Regions from separate parts of the Homo sapiens genome. Here region 1 is linked to region 2. Evidence: chromatin loops called from intact Hi-C (ENCODE). Cell type or tissue: CD14-positive monocyte. All regions are shown on one strand. Links, peaks and the distances in the headings refer to the core of each region. The heading gives the core; the rest is flanking DNA.

What was found. Peaks named below come from ENCODE experiments on the same cell type or tissue, not always from the same donor. Only the 100,000 strongest peaks of a DNase experiment are listed, where the experiment ranks them.
Region 1: it touches region 2 in a loop (2.0-fold over the local background); 11 of 110 quality-filtered maps call a loop at or near these places.

The regions. Positions count from the first base shown.
Region 1 is chr12:89,211,046-89,220,607 of GRCh38, forward strand. No RefSeq gene overlaps it. Among named protein-coding and RNA genes, the nearest start is that of DUSP6, 140 kb to the right of the region's middle. In CD14-positive monocyte, for the core only: no CTCF peak of the experiment used is centred there; DNase peaks (open chromatin) are centred at 1,676 and 4,336; H3K4me3 peaks cover 519 bases; H3K27ac peaks cover 1,659 bases.
Region 2 is chr12:89,158,657-89,168,218 of GRCh38, forward strand. No RefSeq gene overlaps it. Among named protein-coding and RNA genes, the nearest start is that of LINC02458, 140 kb to the left of the region's middle. RefSeq lists an enhancer at 2,047-2,106. In CD14-positive monocyte, for the core only: no CTCF peak of the experiment used is centred there; DNase peaks (open chromatin) are centred at 2,145, 3,095, 4,275, 8,005 and 2 weaker places; H3K4me3 peaks cover 2,549 bases; H3K27ac peaks cover 7,914 bases.

The DNA.
Region 1 (9,562 bases), core at 420-8,419, 52 kb after region 2:
TGTCGTAAACCTTCTGCACCATCCAAAGCAACTAGCTCATTATTTCCTAAACATTTATTGAACATTCCTGACTATTATAATTATAGGCTTTTAGAATTAAAAACAAAAAACTTAGACAACCTGACACTCAAAACAGGAGCTCTATCTATAGCTAGCTTGATAATAGGTCATTGGTCTCTGAATATTATCAAGTAACAGAGAAGGTGTTTATTGTTGGCTGTACCCATTCACATACTGACATGAGACACTTCCCGGAGAATCCCAGAGATTCTTGCAAAAGATCTTTCAAGGAGTTGGCCACATTAAACGTTTGGATACAAGGCAATAACATTCACATTAGAAAAGATACCCCATCAGCCAGGCATGTTGTAGTAATGAAAGCTGGGACTAAGAGTAAAAAAAAGCAAAATTCTGCTATCACCTCAATTCTGCTTCTGTTATCATTAGAATGCTAAGATTTCTTGGCTTGAATATCAAATTTAATATTTTTTAGATGGCAGTTCATTTTTACATTCCTCTATAACTCATGAAGAAAATAACTGTTGAAGGGACAGAAAAAAATGGAACCATGAGTTTTAAGATTGGAATCTCAGTCCTGTATTTACTACCACCTACACATGGGTTTCAGGAAGTGGCTGCCAACCAGATCCTATTACTGCTTTACACAATCTGCCTATTCTATGGCATGACACTAAATTAAATCTTGGAGAATGTACTAGGATGGAGAGGAAAAGAGCAAATAGCAATAGATCGAACACCTTGGAAATTCCAACTATTGGCCTGGCATTGTGGAGTCTTCTGGGTTCCCTGAATGGAGACTATTATTCCAGAGATTGGTAAAAACACAATACAAAAGGCTAGAGACAGGAGATAGGAGGCTACTATTGGTTCTTCCATTTTTCACAGTGCATCAGATAGTGACAACAGGATTATAATTACAAAAGCTCCCTCACTTCTTTAAAGTCCCATCTTGCTCTACCCCCTGGCTCAATGCCTGGGTGCCAAAAGCTCAGGAAGAACAAGATCAAGGCAAAATTAACAGGTGAAGTTTAACACAAAACCTTGGAACAATTATCTCCATTGAAGCCACATCAAGTGACTTTAGGAAAGCAAATCAACTACACATTTTCTTAGTACCTTTGCACAGAAGATTAAAATTAGTAGTATATCTGCTTATACCTGATGATCTTTAAATATCATTTTTGTGCTTTCCCTGTGTATTAGCATGAAAAGTTTAAGCACACTGACTTCAAAACCAGTGAACAGAGATAAGAGTCCTGACTAGAAGTCCAGGTTACTAAAATAAAGAGCTTTGTATGGTGGTTTCTCATATTGCTATTACACAATATCATGTAACAATTCTCTCCTTAAAATTTCATCCCAGGCTACTGCCTGAGATACAAGTGAAACACCAGGGTGGACCTGGGGCCGGCTCTGAGGCAACTTCTTTAGAACAGGATGTCCTCCTTCCTTTAGGTGACAGGTTACATACTGAGAGTTTTTTCATCCCTATTGAAAACATCTCATTTGCTGCCAAACTATATGTAAGGGAAAGAAGCAAGGTCTGCCCTCAAAGGCTCCTTGGAGACTGAAACCAGAGAATAGCCGGACATACACGCAGTATGAAAAGTCTAAATTAAACAATGGCTTTACAAGAGCACCTTCCCATGTGACTTTGAATCAGAGTAAAGGGAAGTTCACAAAAATCAAAGCAGTAAAAGGGATCTTTATTTGGAAAGTACTCATTAACTGGGCAAAGCCAACCTTTAGGAATTAGATCTGTGAGGAAAATCCTCCTGGCAATGAAATCAGGACTTTGAATTCTACTGGCTCATAAAATAAATAATAATATCCACTTACAGTTCTATATTACCTTTCAGTTTACAAAGTGGCTTCCCATAGATTATTTTATTTTATCTTCACAACACTCGTCTTACATAATGATGCCTGATTATTCCCTTTCATGGGTTAGGAAATTGAGGCTGGAGAAGCAGACCGGATTTCCTCAAGGTCACATAGTTATTAAGAAGCAAAGCCCAAATTGACATTTTGGTCTCCAGACCCCCATTTAGGAGCTGTTTCTTTGTTGCATCTCTAAAGTTAGTAAGCCATAATTTTATATTATCATATCTAGGTATACGTTCATTTGTAAAAGCCCCTGGTTACTTAAGATCTTGAAAAAGAGTTAGGCTAGGCTTAGAATAAGGCAGAATTTCAAGCTGTTTTATATGTTCCCTGTGACAATGGCAAGAATCCAAGGTACATTTTGAAGACAAATAAAATGAACAGTATTTTTTTTTTTGAGACAGAGTCTTGCTCTGTCACACATGCTAGAGTGCAGTAGTACAATTTCAGTTCACTGCAACCTCTGCCTCCCAGGTTCAAGTAATTCTCATGCCTCAGCCAACCAAGTATCTAGGACTACAAGCACATGCCACCACACCCAGCTAATTTTTGTATTTTTAGAAAAGACAGGGTTTCACCATGTTGGCCAGCCTGGTCTCGAACTCCCGACCTCAGGTGATCTGCCCACCTCGACCTGCCAAAATGCTGGGATTACAGGTGTGAGCCACCATGCCCAGCCCAAAATGAACAGTATTTTTGAATTTCATAATAGTAATATCAAAGGCTAAAACTACTGCACATATTAGAAGCTCTGTCAGTGGAAAAAAAATCAAATTTCCCTGATCAACTTATAAACTTGAAACAAGTTTTTTCTAGGGCTCTCTCTTCACTGAATTAAATACTATGATTTTGAATGTTGAAAATACTTGAATCTTGCTTTTAGTACACACAGTTGTAGAGTTGTGCTTTTCCTTTTTTTTTCATTGTTTATTTTTTAACTAATGTGAGCTATCTTAAAACAGAGAGCTATGGTGAAAGGGCAATGGTTAAGCAACCAGAGAGATCAGGCTTTGAACCCAGGCTCTACCTGGATGATCTGAGTAATTGATTTACTGAGAGCGTTATCTACTTAAAGGAAGCAAAACTATCATTGCTTGATTCCCACCAGAGTATGGAGGCAAGCCTGGAAAATAAGACATTTAAGAAGAAAGAAACAGTATTCTTAATTAAGGAGGGGTGCAAAATAGTGAAGACCACTGGAATTCAGCAGTTCTAATTCACTAAAGTCATTTCAATCTTTCAGGTAGCCTTTTGAAATAATCAAAATGCTATGGAAGAATGTTGTACTTTAAATGCTATGAAAGATGCTATGTTCCATAACATTTAAAGTACAACATAATGTTGTACTTTAATGCCAGTCATTGCCTGTGGCCCACAATTCATTTTCAGAAAGTCCATCCTGCTTGTACCAAGTGACACTTAGCACCCAATCTGATGGAAAAACACCCACCCAATGGAGAATCCATCCATAATTCAGCAAATCAGATTCTCTGACCTGGGTATATAGAATTTAGCATTAGCAACTGAGACAGTGAGATGAGAGTTGCTTGAAGGTGGCAGGGACACATTGACAGGTGTAGGACCAAAGTCAGGGCTGGACCCATTCAAGCAAAAGCTATGTCTAAGCAGAAGTTAAATGGAGCGGGGCAACCATGAGTAAGGTGGTAAATATGAAAAACACAATTAAGCACGTAAGAGGAGAAAAGTAGAGTCAAGAGGCTAGTAGTTCAGCAAGAGAAGAGAGTGGATTCAGGTACTGATTTTGCAGTCCCGGGGCCTTTCATGTCCTGGTTGTACTTTTTTCCCTCCAAAGTTTTCAGAGATGCCCTACTATCCTTTCAGCAAATTTTACTAAAACGTCTGAATGGCTTCCTGTCTCTTAGAAACAAAAGGCCATGAGCATAATGCTTTTTTTAATAAAGAGGCAAGACATTGATTAAATTAATAAAAATACATGCCAACAAGTCAAAGAATGAATTAAAAGCCACATGGGTGAGAGCTGGCAGAAGCAGAGAGTTGGCATGCAATCAGAGATGGGTGAGGTTCACCAGAGAGCTCTCCCAAAAGAAATGAACTGAAGCAAATTTGGAAAGAAAGAAGGTGATGTGTACAGTGAGAAAGGTATTTGGGGAAATATCTGCAAAAGATAATAAAGATCAAACCTCTGAAAGTGAGTTCAAAACCTGGCTAGTAAAATTGACTAATCTTTCAAAGAAATAAAAAATTTTAAACTAATTTTATTTCTAATGTAATATCTTCTAACCTAATGAAGATATTTTTAAATATTAAATTACATTGAAACTCATTTTCTCCAGTTGAATGAAAGTAGTTTGTTTTTACTAATTTTGATGTTTTTAAGTCCAAAATCAAGTGTGCCCTTAGTGTCTACTCAGCTGCTATCAACTTTCAGTGTGTCAAGTATTTACATATTCAAGTTCTGCTTATGAAATTGACATACGTTTCCTAGTCCATGGCTCAATTAGCAAAAAGAAGAACTGTTCTTATGATAAACATTCAACCAGTTTTAATGTTATGACTTAACAATTTAATTTTCTAATAGTTATCAAGTCTAACATTTATAACTGTTAAAACACCTTGACATAAAAAGATACATATTATTTATTTTAAATTCCAGTGTTGGCTTTGCCTCAAAAAAAAAGTATATACATTTCATATTAGGAGGATGCAATGGATTATCAAAAAAAACCATATGAGAGTCTTAGAGCCATGACCGTGTTTGACACAAGTGTTATATGTCACCAGCATGAACAGAGAGTTGACGGATCAATCAATAATTACTAGCAAAGTAAGAACAAGTGATTCTAATGTGAAGGAAAGAAAATGGATGAGAACAGCTGTTGTACAGCAGAGTCTTCCCTTTTGAGTTACCAGAAAAAATCATAAAAGCCATAGTAAAGCCCAACTGCAGCTACCAATATCTTGCTATCATTTGCAGAGGTAGTTTGAACTTATTAAGTTATGACTTCAGGTCATTCATTTGTTCCACAAATATTTATGGAGTTCCTATCATGTGCCAAGCTCTGAGTGCACACTGATGAATAAGAGGCTCTCTTTGTGGAGATTATGATCTAGGGAGGTATGGGACCTCCTACATAAAATTACTTCAGTGTGACATTCCCCAATCATGCCTCTGTGTCTTCTAATATACTGTCATTTCTCCACTGAGGACTGTCTTCCATACATAAACCACATACACAATGTGCAAGGGCACGCCCACAAGCATGCCTTCTTTAACTATTTCCAGTTCCTCAGTCTTCTGTATAAATATTACCTACACTAGGAATTTCATTCCTAATTCCCTTGCTTCTGATTTAAATGTTCCATCCTCTGTGCTCCTATATATCCTGTTAATGCCTCTATCAAAGCATGCATTGTAATGAATAATTTGTTGCTATTGTTACTTATTGTGGGCCTGCCCTATAAAGGCAGAGACCTGGATCTAGCACAATACTTGACACACAATAGGTGTCCCATAAATCTTCCTTAGATGGAAGAGCAAATGACCTATTGAGAAGCAGTGGTGGCTGATAAGCCAAAAAAGGAAACAATCTTTGACATTGAAAACATTGGTTTTAGTTTTAAAAGATTTTTATTTGTGAACAAGAAGAAAGGACTATTCATCTCACATTGTCTTAGAAGCTTGGAAACAAATTATATTTAATACTTGAGACTCTTCAGAATGTTATAGCCTGTCCTTCACCAACTCAGCACATTGATTTAACAGAAGTCCAGGAGTACAGTTAGTATTCCTTGTACTGATCTAGCACATGGCAAGCGTGTGTGCACACACACAAACACATGCTTATAGGGTACAAATCTTCTCCTTAGGTGAATTCACTGGATGTATAAATGCACACAAGGTATCACACAACAGATGTTCTACTGAGGAATTAAAAATACATAAATAAATCTTTAAATTTCAGAGGGAAAAAATCTATTTTAATAGTTTCCCAAGTATGAAATTTTAGCAGATGGTGCTAAATAACTTATCACATCTCTGGGACCTGGCTTATGCCACATCATGTTGGGCCACAGCTGAACAGCCTGGCCTCCTGATTTAAACGCAACCAAGCGATATATTTGGCATTTCTGTGACATTGAGTGAGAGGCTTTAATTCATGCCCAAGTTGCTATTACATAACCTGAACCACAAATGAGCTGAAGAAGTTATGTAGCATTCTGTCACTGTCATTAGAAAAAGTATTAGGCCCAGCGCAGAGGCTCACACTTATAATCCCAACACTTTGGGAGGCCAAGGCAAGAAGATCACTTGAGCCCAGAAGTTTAAGCCTGCAGTTAGGCGTGATCTTGTGACTGCACTCCAGCCTGGGTGACAGAGCAAGACCCAACTGAAAAAGAAAAGAAGAAAAAAAAGAAAAGAAAAAGAAGGAAAGCAGGAAGGCAGGAAAGCAAGAAGGCAGGGAGGCAGGAAGGAAGGCAGGCAGGTGGGCAGGCAGGCAGGCAGGCAGGCAAGTTCTAGTGTAGCAACTGCGAGAAGTAAGTTCTGCTTCTCCATCTTCATGGATCCTTTGCAGATTTCAAGTAATTTGGATTTGAATCATGAGTCATTAATGTGAAAGGTGCAGAGGAGACTGGGAATGTTTCTCTGTGCAGTTGAAAACTTGTAGGGGAGAGTTCAAAGCTTACAAAGCCTCCAGCAAAACTTGAGCAATGGGAAAAGGTGATGAGCTTTCTAATCCTGGGCTTCTCAGTCTATGTTCCAAAGGATCCAAATAGGACTAAGGCACAGCTTATGTCACACCCCGGAGTCTGACAACACCCAAACAAACTGATCTGTACTCTGTTCAACGGACAAACCCACTAACCATGCACTTGCAAGTCAGGGCAATGTCAAATTGCTATAAAAATGCTACATACTTACTATTTCTGTACTTTTTTTATTGCAGACAGATAACAAATAGTCCAATACTAGTCTGCAGGCCACGTTATGAGTGGCACTGGTCTGAAACTTTTGGGGTTTTTCTCCCTAATTTTAGGTTTACTACAAGGACCAAGCAAAGAAGTTGAAGGTAATTGATGATGATTTCTTCATAGTTTGTAGGCAATAGTCAGCTTATTGTACTTAGTCTAATGAATATTGAGAGCAAAAGATAGTTAACAAGGGACTAGCTTGAAAAATAGACTGCTTAGAACCCCTGAATGGGCAGTAAAGCAGACCTGCTTGTTTGCAGCAGCAGTGGCCATTTTTAAGGGTATTTATCTAGGAAATTATTAAAGAGGAGAAAACAAAAACATGCAGATCCAGTTGAGAAACCATCCTTACCAAGACGTGTGAAAGCTACAAAGATTACATCAGAAGTAAGAGGACATTTATCCTGTCTGCTGTTCGTCCCCTCTCTCTCTTTTCCTATGCCTTTAGTTTTCTAAATAAGAGGCCATAAAGAATAATTATTTAATATGGTTTGGCTCTGTGTCCCCTACCCAAATCTCACCTTGAATTGTAATAATCCCCACATGTCAAGGCGGGGACCAGGTGGAGATAATTGAATCATGGGGGCAATTTTCCCCATGCTGTTCTCATGATAGTGAGTGAGTTCTCATTTGATCTTATGGTTTTATAAGAGGCTTCCTCCTTCGATCGGCACTCATTCTATCTCCTACCGCCCTGTGAAGAGGTGCCTTCCACCAGGATTGTAAGCTTCCTGAGGCCTCCCCAGCCATGCAGAACTGTGAGACAATTAAACCTCTTAGACCAGACTAATACATTATTAATTCATAGGACTTAAAGGAATATTTATGAAGATAATAGATTTAAAGTGTTTTTTCCAGGCTGTGCTAACTCCCCCCTAAAATACCTGGGATGACATAAAAAATGACAAAAGACAAAATTTGTTATATCTCTATGAACTAAAACTGGCAGCCTGCCACAAGAATCTAATGGGGATTTCTATTCAGTCCAACAACGGGGCTGGATTTTTAAAATTCAGAGCCTACCCATGCTTCATCTGTTCAAACATAATATCTTAGCCACTTAAGAATCTGAAAAAATAACAAGTAGGAGTTCCCAGCTGATTCTCTAAGTTCTTCCTCCCGTCTCTTTTCTCTGACTTCTAGACACACAGACCTGTGTTTCCTGCTACTATTTGGGATTTTGAGGCAGCTAAAATCCATCGGCTCTTCTCTCTGCATTATCCTTCAACTATTTGGAGACCAATTAGAAGAGAAAAATAGGTGAACGTTCTAGAAATGGATGTACAGAAAGCATTCCAGCCATTTGTTTTTGGAATTGTAGATTTCCAAGTACTCTTATCTGTAGCAGGAGTTCCCAAAATAAAGTTCATAGAAGAAAGGATATTTTTAAAGATTTTGCAAATAAAGAATTTGGGGAAGAGATGCATTCCCTATCCCTGGGTGTTCAAAATGCATGTAGTAATTTTGATATTCTGCAGGAAGCAATCATGTTTAAATTTTTCCCCAGGTAAAGTTCATAGAAGAAAGGATGTTTTAGAAGATTTTGTGAACAAAGAATTTAGGGAAGAGATCCATAGCCTCTTCCTGGATGTTCAAAGTGCCTGTAACAATTTTGTGATATTCTGCAGAAAGTAATCATGTTTAAATTTTTATCCATCATTGCCTAAGTCCTTTTGCCTGGAAAATAAGTTTCTCACATAACAACTCTTAATACCTTACATAACAAGCATTTTTCAGAAAACACATCAAGAAAAGCTTGTTGAGAGAATAAAAAAGTAAGGATAAGTCCTGGTCCCTTTTCTGTGCACAAAGCTGCCCTAGATGAATGCCTGGCTGATCCTGAGAGGTGGGCAAGGAGAACTGTCCAGCAAGTACTAGTATAATCAAATTATCCTACAGTATGAATCTGAGGAGTGAATTTGTCAAGTACCAGAAGTGTCCATGAGGAAAACCTAAGTCAATCCACACACCCTGCCTGATCACAAAGACTGATTTAAAAAAGAGACTTCTCTCTGTTCTAGTATGAATAAAGAGAAAACAATTTAAAGTCTATAAATTAAGGTCTAAATAGAGGAAAGAAACATCATCTAGAGTACTCCATAGGAGATCATTTTCTAGAAATAATTCTGAGAGCCAATGTTTTATTTTATTTTATTTTTTATTTTATACTTTAAGTTCATACATATGCAGAACATGCAGGTTTGTTACATAGGTATACATGTGCAATGGTGGTTTGCTGCACCCATCAATCTATCATCTAGGTTTTAAGCCCCTTATGCATTAGGTATTTGTCCTAATGCTCACCCTCCTTTTTCCTCCTCACCCCCCAACAGGCCCTAGTGTGTGATGTTCCCCTCTCTGTGTCCATGTGTTCTCATTATTCAACTCCCACTTATGAGTGAGAACATGCGGTGTTTGGTTTTCTGTTCCTGTGTTAGTTTGCTGAGAATGATGGTTTCCAGCTTCATCCATGTTCCTGCAAAGGACATAAACTCATTCTTTTTTATGACTGCATAGTATTCCATGGTGTATAGGTGCCACATTTTCTTTATCCAGTCTATCATTGATGGGCATTGACTGGGTTGGTTCCAAGTCTTTGCTATTGTGAATAGTGCTGTAATAAACATACATGTGCATGTGTCTTTATAGTAGAATGATTTATAATCCTTTGGGTATATACCCAGTAGTGGGATTGCTGGGTCAA
Region 2 (9,562 bases), core at 858-8,857:
AGTTCAGGAAGTCATTATTTGAACATGCATTATGACCATCCAACAATTACATGGTGGCCTGAGGAAGCCAAAATTACTGTATTACAAAAATATTCACAAAGGGCTGACTGATCTGTTATAATACTAGTCACCACTTACCCCCCTCCACTGAACACTGGCTTGTATCCCCACCCATCACAACACTAGCAATTCTAACCAATGGTATGAATGTCATACACATTAGATCAAACAATTCAAAGGCAAACCAAAAGATTGCCAAGCAAAATGGCAAACATCGCAAAACTTGTAGGATTTCATAAGGCTAACAGTAATGTTGAAAAACGTGTTGGATCACACACACACACACACACACACACACACACACACACACACACACACACGCATAAGCCAAATAAGCTAACAGAGGTAGACCTACTGAATAATAAATAGGAAATCAGCAAGGATGCTGATGTGATAGGCATGGCAAAAAATATATATCTATATATGAATAAAAAAGGATTTTAAAAGGCCCTTAAGGGCCAGTCACGGTGGCTCATGCATGTAATTCCAGCACTTTGGGAGGCCAAGGTGGGCAAATCACTTGAGGTCAGGAGTTCGAGACCAGCCCGGCCAACATAATGCAACCCAGTCTCTACTAAAAATACAAAAATTAGCTAGGCATGGTGGTGCATACCTGTAGTCCTGGCTACTGGGGAGGCTGAGGTGGGAGTATTGCTTGAGCCCAGGAGGTTGCAATGAGCTGTGATGCCGCCATGCACTCCAGCCTGGGTGACAGAGTAAGACCCTGTCTCAAAAGAAAAAAACAAAAATAGAATGCAATTCAAGAAATCAAAAAAGTCATTGGGAAAATTAACAAAAAAAAAAGTCCCTTAAGAAAACTAACAAAGTCCTTACTTTACTTACTTCAAAAAGCACCCTCATTGTGGCCACATTGTCAAAGTCATACATATATTAAATGAGGATTTCCATATTGCTATCATATATTTTTATTCAACAATTAAGCCAAAAATGAGTGATCAGCATTTGATTCATCTGTGTTTGTTTCCTTAAAGTGCTAAGTATAATTTAACCTAATTTAAATATAATAATAAACAAATTATGAGATTTAGTTTCCCTTTGAAGATATAGGCCCAATCCCCTTTATTTTCATTATTCTTAAAATATTATAAGTGGATTCATTTTCAGGAACTTTATGTATATAAGTATTTTATGTACATAAATTTTTCTTGGGTAACGAGGAACCATTCACTGCTCCAGCCATGGTCCTTGCCCCAGAGAAGCATCTAAAAACCTGCAAGCCTGCATCATCAAGCAAGTCATAGTTGAGCTCTATGACATCAACAAGTGCAGAGGGATTCTTCTGAACCCTATGCACACATAACCATGGTTAATTAACTTAGTGCTGATGGCAGAGTTTGCCCCTTGCTTTAAATTAGGCTTTTCCTTTGATTAAAATGAAGGGCTTAGCCCACTAAATTTATTTTCCCAGGAGTAATGAAAGAACATCTGTCAAAGAAAAAAAAAGTCTTTAAGTGATGAATGCTAAGTAATGCACCTCAGGTAGCTAAAGATGCTCAGTTGAAGAGATCAACTGCAATGCTATGAGACACATATTAGCATGAGAGGATCCTGCCCGAAATTAGTCTTATACACAGATAAAATACAGCCTCCACCGCCCTAAATGTTCCAGTCCTCTCACCATAGCAAATTTGCTGAAACTCTATTGGAAAAGAACGTCTCCTTCTACCATAAGTTACAAAGCTCTCCATGGGAAATAATTTTATCTCATCCCTTTCCTCTGAGGAGCTGACCTTGTACAATATCAGGAGCCCAGATGTTTTGGAGTCAGACAGGCAGATCTTAAATCCCACCTTTGTATTTATAAGCTGTGTGATTTGGACATGTTTTCTACCCTTTCAAAGCCTCAGTTTCAATCTCTGTGATACCCAAATAATAAAAAGCTGTCTCATGGAGGCAAAGGGACTAAAAACTTAAGCAATGACTCAAGAATGCCCAATAATGTGCTTCATAGTAGACACTTAAAAAAAAAAGTTAGTTCCCATCACTTCCCCAATGCCAAGAAAGACTATGGGGAAGCATAACCCCTCTGGCACCTGGTGGGAAAGGAGGAACTGAAAGGGGATAAAGGGAGTGTAAGAGGAAATGGAGAGGGTGACACACAGACTAACTTCACCAGCACCGCCCCCATGCTCTCATTTCACCCGGGGCCAGTCTTAATCTCACATGGAAATGAGGGATAAGATATCTGCGTGTCAGACAGAAAGTACAAATTCAGTGCATCTGACTCAGAAACTTGGCAAAGATGCCGAGAGCAGATAATAAATATAATCACCCTGATTTAATTCAGATGGAGACCTCAGGGTTCGATCACTTCCAGCTGAGAGGTTCTCCTGTCATTGGAGGGAAGCCTGCTCTGACCTACCTGTGACAGTTGCTAATGGTTTTCTAAATTAGTGTCAAATATGATCTTATGAAGGAGTCATTTTTCCTTTAAGATGGTTTATGAAAGGAGTTTTCTGCCAGCACTTTGAAAAACAGAGAAATTCAACCAAAATCTGGTCAATGTTCATGTTGTTCTTCTATTTCAAGACCTGAGCACTTTCAACTACAATCAGTCAACAAATATTTATTAAGTCTGAAAATATTTGCTGTGTCAGGCACTGTGGGTGATGGAGAAGAGGTGGAGTGCATGGATTCCACTCTCAGTGAATTTTCAACCAGCCTACCTCTACAAAGTGATTGACCAATGAGACAAAACCAAAAAATCTATACTCAAGTGATAGTATACAAGAATGACCCCTGCCTCAGAGAATTGTGATGAGCTTCAAATATACCAATAGCGCAAACAGACATACGGACATGTGTGTTTCACAAATTAGTTATCCTACCCCCTAGAAAAAAAAAAAACAGAGAAATGTGAAAGCCAAGACAGCAGGGAGTCACAAAGATCAGGCTATCAACTATAGATGCTATAGAGATTTTGACAAAAAGAATGCCACTATTGACCTTTTAGAGAACTGCTTCTGGAGGGTGATGAAGATCAAAGCCAGTTAATGCAAAGAGTTAGGAAAGGGAAGCACAATTTCGCAAGTATAGCCAATAGGCGTAAATGACACATTTGAGAGGCTTGGGAAGGAGGATGAAGGGAGAAAACTGTAGCGTTTGGTGAAAGTTAGTCTGCTTATTTTTTAAGAAATGGAACTCTGTTTAAATAGCAGGTTTCTCTAGTAAGAGGGTAAAAATTAAAATGTTCTAGAACCTACCATAACTCTAACCTGATGCCAACAGGACAAGTACATGGTCTTGTGTCTCCAAGGAACTCAAAGATAGGTGGAGAAATTCTTTTACCTTTTAATCAAACAGTTCTAAAATAAAAATAAAAATAAAAACTTGCTTCCCTGGGATTTTTTAAAAAATAGCTTAGTTTATTTCATCAGCATTCTATAAAACAAAATAGAGACTGATCTGTTCTATCTGCAAAAAACACAGTTAAGGTACTTTTGACTAGGAACCTATTAATCCTTATTATATTTATTAAGAGTTTATACTTTAAGTCAATAATGACTTATTACATTGGCTTATTACAGCCCTCTTATCACCAAGTAAATGGTATAGGAAGCATAAAAATGTTAATGACAAGGCCTTTGCTCTCAGGAGGTTTTTTAACTCAATAGAGAAGACAAAAAAAATGTATAAATAACTTGCAGATAAAGGGCACTGTGACCAATTTAATAAAAGACTAAAGATATTCATTAAGAGAAGAAAAGAGAAAGAGGCTAATTCTGAACTAGAAGAGCTTAGACAGCTTCTTGGAGGAAAATGGACTTCAGTTGGGCTTTGAAGAAAGCATAAGCACTTCCAAAGCGATTCTGGTGGGGCTACACAGGGGTTGAGGGAGGTACAGTTCCTTTTGATTCCAGGCGGGAGGAGCTAATAAGCAAAGTGAAGAGTAAAAAGGATGGTCATAAACAAAACATCATAACAGTCTTGAAAGATGGTCCAAATACCCACTGTACCAAAACGGACTTCAAAACTCGAGCCCTCTAGATGGAAGATCTGTGCCTCTAGGCCTGTCTAATTCATTTCTGTGTTGTTACTCATGCCACTGTTTCCTAACTTCAATATTTCAGCTCTAGGGCCTATTTTTTTTCCCATTGTACTCATACTGCAGAAAGAGGAAATAACTCATCCAGTGGTGGGGATTTCTTAGCAGGGTTTTGAAGAGGGTTGCTGGGGGTGGCTGACTCTGCCAAAATGTTTCCTTTTTCTCTTGCTGTTTGTCAGATATTGCTGTTGAGCAACACTAGGGAGTGTCATCAACATGCAATCTCATCTGATTTATCTTCCCTTACTCACTCAGACTCAGCCCTTTGCCTCTTTTTTTTTTTCCTGGCTTATTTAGAGTTTCACAACCTCTTACCTTTAACTGCTGAATAAGTGTAAAACATGTGTGTATCTGGCATCAGATATTACAATCTCCAAGAAAAAGTATTCACAGTCAGAGATGGCTGTGGCTACCTAGTATACATCAATATTTTGCTTTGCTGTTATTTCATTTAGAAATTACATTTCCATTTTCCTCACAGATTCACATTCGAAACAATAAATTTTCAAATTTGTATTTTCCTCCAAGTCTCTCCCTTTTGAAAGGTGGATGGCTGAAATAAACATTTCTCTGAGCTCTACAGAGCTCAGAGTGTAAGTCTGTCCCAGAGAGCCATTAAAAAATTCCACACCAATAAACCACTGACGTAAATACAGGCGATGGAATATTTGGGTCTAACAGGATCCTAAAAAGGACTTTCAATCACATACACAGAGAAAATTAACTTCATTGACACATCAAAACTTTTGCAATGTCCTGGAGGCAGGGCCACCATGATTATTCTTCAACCCAACTAGCACAGACAAAGGATCTTATCGCCAAATCAGCCTGACTTCTTCGGGATCGATCAAGAAAACTCACCCTCCTCCCCCAATCTCTCTTCTCTGCACCCATCTTAATATGAAGAAAAATGGTTTGGGTTTTGAGTTGAGGATTCTAGAGCAGAATTTTAGATCTGATTGTTAAATAAATAGTTTGAGCCTAGTGAAAGATATGACTATACTAAAAATGGCTAAATAAAGCAGGTAAGAAAAACAAGGCAGCATATTGATCCTTTCAACAATGTATAGCTTTTATAGACCCTGCCATTCCATGCCAGTGTCTGGACTCACAAACTTTGGGGCAGCAAGCATTTTTAAAGCATTCAGTTGAGCTAAGAAGGACTGTATATGCATTAAAAAGTTTCTAGGACCTGTCTCCATTTCCCTGGATATACTTAACTCTACCTATTACCTTTTTATGTAAGTATCTTCTGCACACAAATACTGAAAAAGGTCAAGTTCTGGGAAGTCACCTGTTGGCTCTGTCAACATACAAAGGAAGCATCTGCTGTAAGATATTTCCTGCCTGAGGCCGTCTTTGCTTCCAAGTTTGTTGCTAAATCCCCAAAGCCTTCAATAGCACCTAGGGCCTAGCAGGAGATCAGTAAATATTTGTTGAATACTGAATGAATTCACAAATAAAAAGTGCTCATTGTTATTGATGTGCTCTCTTAATTGCCTACCTTGCCACAAACTAGACTTGCCTTAACCACTGGTCTCTATTCTTTCTGAATCCTTACCATATGTAAGGATTTGTCCGTATGGGTTCCCAAGTACTGTATCTCTAACCTCTGGAGTCTTAGTGTGAATTTGGTCCACAGGCACCAACAAGACTTGCTATCTCAGAGTTGGACTGTTCATTAAAATGACTTCAACTCTTCACTATCTGGCTTACCTTGGTTATCATAGTCCTAAATTCCAGAGCTACAGTGACACAAGTCCACATCCACATATAGCATGAGAATATAAAAGGTATAAAAGGGTAAAATTTAGTGGGGCAGGGGTGGGTGGTGGTAAGTTACTAATTGTGATAGTCTGATAGTCAGAATTCGAGATAGCTCCCAATAACCTCTGCCTCCTGATGTCCATTCCTTTATATAATCCTCCTTGAATGTGGGTTGTACTTAGTGGTCACTTCTAACAAACTGAATATGGTGAAAGTAATGGTATGTAACCTCTAATTTTGGGTATAAGAGACTATCTCTCTCTCTCTCTCTCTCTCTCTCTCTCTCTCTCTCTCTCTCTCTCTCCAGTAACCAGTGAGGAACTGAGGTCTCCCAGCAACCACCTGTGTGAAGTTGGAAGCGGCGCTCTCTCTCTCTCTCTCTCTCCAGCAACCAGTGAGGAACTGAGGTCTCCCAGCAACCACCTGTGTGAAGTTGGAAGTGGATTCCTTAGCCTCAGTCAAACCTTGAAACGACTGAAAACCTGGTCAACAGCTTGTCTAAAACCTCATGAGAGACCCTAAGCCAGACTCGCTTACCTACAGAAGCCTTTATCTGTATCTCTGAATAAATGTTTGTTATTTTAAGCTACTACATTTTGGTGTTGCTACATAGCGATAGATAACTAATATGCTAAATCAGGGATTGGCAAACACCCTCAAAGGACCAGATAGTAAATATTTTGGGATTTGCAGGCCACACAATGTCTGCTGAATGCAGGTGCATGGAGGTCTAGGCCCAAAGTCTTTTTGGGCATTAAGGGAAATTCATCTCCGTCTTTTTCTAAAGCATTCATTTTATTTTCTACCCATTCTACAGAGACTACCCATTCTACAGAAATTTCCTCAATGGAGAAAAAGGACTAAAACATTATACTTTTTCATTATTACCCTTATTTCTGCAGATATTTATCTTCCATTCAGTCCAGTCACTTGAAGACATATAGAGAACAACACAATCAGGTCACTCAACAAAAACTACCTATGTACAATGAATGAAGTGGCAACATATGAACATTTATTGTGTGTAAGTCGCCCTCAAGTAGCTAAACCATGGACAGTAAAACAGGAAAGTTATCAAGGAACATAAGAAATGTAAAACGGAATGTCATGGAAAGGTCAAGGAAGGAGAGATAGTTCAGCTGAGCAGATAGAGAAAAAGCTCAGTGCAAGAATGTGGCATTTGAAATGAGCTATGAAGAGTTAGGAGGTTGTAATGACTTAGGGGAAGGGCTTTCCAAAGACACCAGGACCAACAATAAGAATTCTTGATTTTTCAGGGAATCATAAACAGCATACAGATGTCCCTAGCCTTAGCAAACTGTAGCAGATTCAGATCTTAGACCACATGGAGTGGTGGAAAGTACATAAGCTTTGAATATAAAAAGACATGGAAACTAAGGGATGAGGTCCAGTCACAATGTGGTCACTTACTGATTTTACCTTAGAGAAATTACTTATCCTCTAGAAGCCTCAATTTAATCTTCTGTAAACATCAAGAGTGATAAAACAAATTGTCAGAGATGTTTGTATTTGTGAGCAAAAAGCATAGCTCCTGGTACACGTTATATTTTAAATAAATGCTAATTATTTTATTCATATAAAGTTTCTCCATAGCAAAGATACCAAGACCTAAATACTTCCTTATATGTAGATAAATTTCCACTTTAAGATTACTCCGCATCTAACTCCTAAATTCTCTTTCTAAAATTAACTCTGGGATTTGGAGACTAGAATAATAAAAACCTCACATGACATTTTTCCAGGAGCAAGCTACTGAAAAACTGCTAAATATAGAATATGCAAAGAAGAGGGAAATGGAAAATTATGGACATATAGGAAAATTATGGCTATAAAATTTCAAAGAAGTCACTGCAAAACTGCAAGTGCTGAAATTTCCTATAAATCTGAATTGTATTTATTTTAAGAGAAATATTTTGGAATTTTGGGTTTGAGAAACTCCTCACATTTTGGCCTACTACTTCCAATTACACTGGGACTTCACTATCAGTCCTCACACTACAGATGTGTCATTATCTAAACAATCATTTTCATTTCACAGAAATCCCAGGACTGTTTCTCTAACAATTGAGCCATAACAGTGCTGTTCCCATGGTTACCAAAAGTTCTAATTTCAGTTCCTCAATATGCATTTTATCATGTAAGATTATACAATGCTTCAGAATAGGCCACTCTTAGTTCCACATGTTCTTCTTTCTATTATTTTTCTCTAAGTTTCTCACACCCAATCTCCACTGAAACTTCCTGTTTTGCTCATTTTTTGACTAAAGTTTGTGTGCCCAACCTCTGTAGTGATCACGTTTCTATATAATAAATTCAGGGCAAAGAGGCAAAGCTAAGTAGAAGGAATTAAGCAAAGATTAGAAGAATCAGCCTCTTGTCAGTCTCCATGGCCCCATAATCATGGTGGCAAGGGAAAAACAATGTGAATCCCAGGATATGAGGTCCTTAGAGATTGAGTGTTTCCATTTTATCTGTTTGAATTTCTCAACAATACAGGAATTGCGAAGTTCACAGCTCTAGAAGTTGCTTTCTCTAGAGATTGGGGTCTTACACCAGAGTCCATAGAATGGGCTTCAGAGGAGGTCATCGAGTACCTGAAAGTATGTGTAGAGGTGTGTATGTGTGTTTGTGTGTCACTCCATGTAGCTAAGGACATTCACTTTAATAGCCTTAATCAGATTCTCAGAGACATCTAAACACCAAAGACGGTTTAGAAAAACACTTCTCTTAAACAAGATCTGTGTTTTGTGACAGGGCCCTGAAAAGCCAAGTTGTTAATAAAAATCATTTTTGTAAAATTACTATTATATCCTCATTCATCGAAGGGGCATTAAAATGTGGCAGAAAATTTTTGGAAAATTAGTACAGAAATGTGTAACAGGACCCATAATGATGTCCTTCCTCTTGGATCCAGTGATTGCACGTCAAGGAATGTATTTTTAAGAAACAAGTTAAGAAAGGTAAAAGAGTAAAGAGGTGTTCGTTTTGATATTATTAATAACCAGGGAAAATTAGAACGTAATATGAGAGACTAATTGAGCAAATAGTGTGACATCAACACAATACAACATTATAAGGCCACAACTGCAAATATTCTCTAGGAAAATAGACAATATTTATGATGAAATATTAAATCAAAAAGTAAATATGATTATGTGTAATATGAGTAAAACTGGGACAAAATATGCCAATACTTGAAAAATAATTTGCAAAATAGTTGTACTAAAGCAAAGATATTTTATGTGACTTTTTCATTTTAAAATTCTCCCAGACTTTAATATCCTATTAAATAAATGTTGAATTAGAAATAAAAGAGTGACTTCTGTTAAATGTGGCAATTTGAGCATGTTTTGATTTTCATTTCCTTCCCACACTCCACTAAAATGACACCAGAGATATGGAAAAAAGACACAAATGTACAAGGAATATGGGGACAGGGAAGGGAATGCCAGTGTGAAAATTACGGCATCTATGAAGCCAACAAATGGAGATGACTAACTTATTAAAAAGCAGAAAATTTAAACACATCAACAATGGAGTATGAAAAGGAATAAAGCTTGTTTACATCAAAGAACCCTGGAAAGTTTCAAAATCAAAGACAACTTTGACCTCTGAAAGAGGAGGTAAAGGTAAACAGACACATTTGAA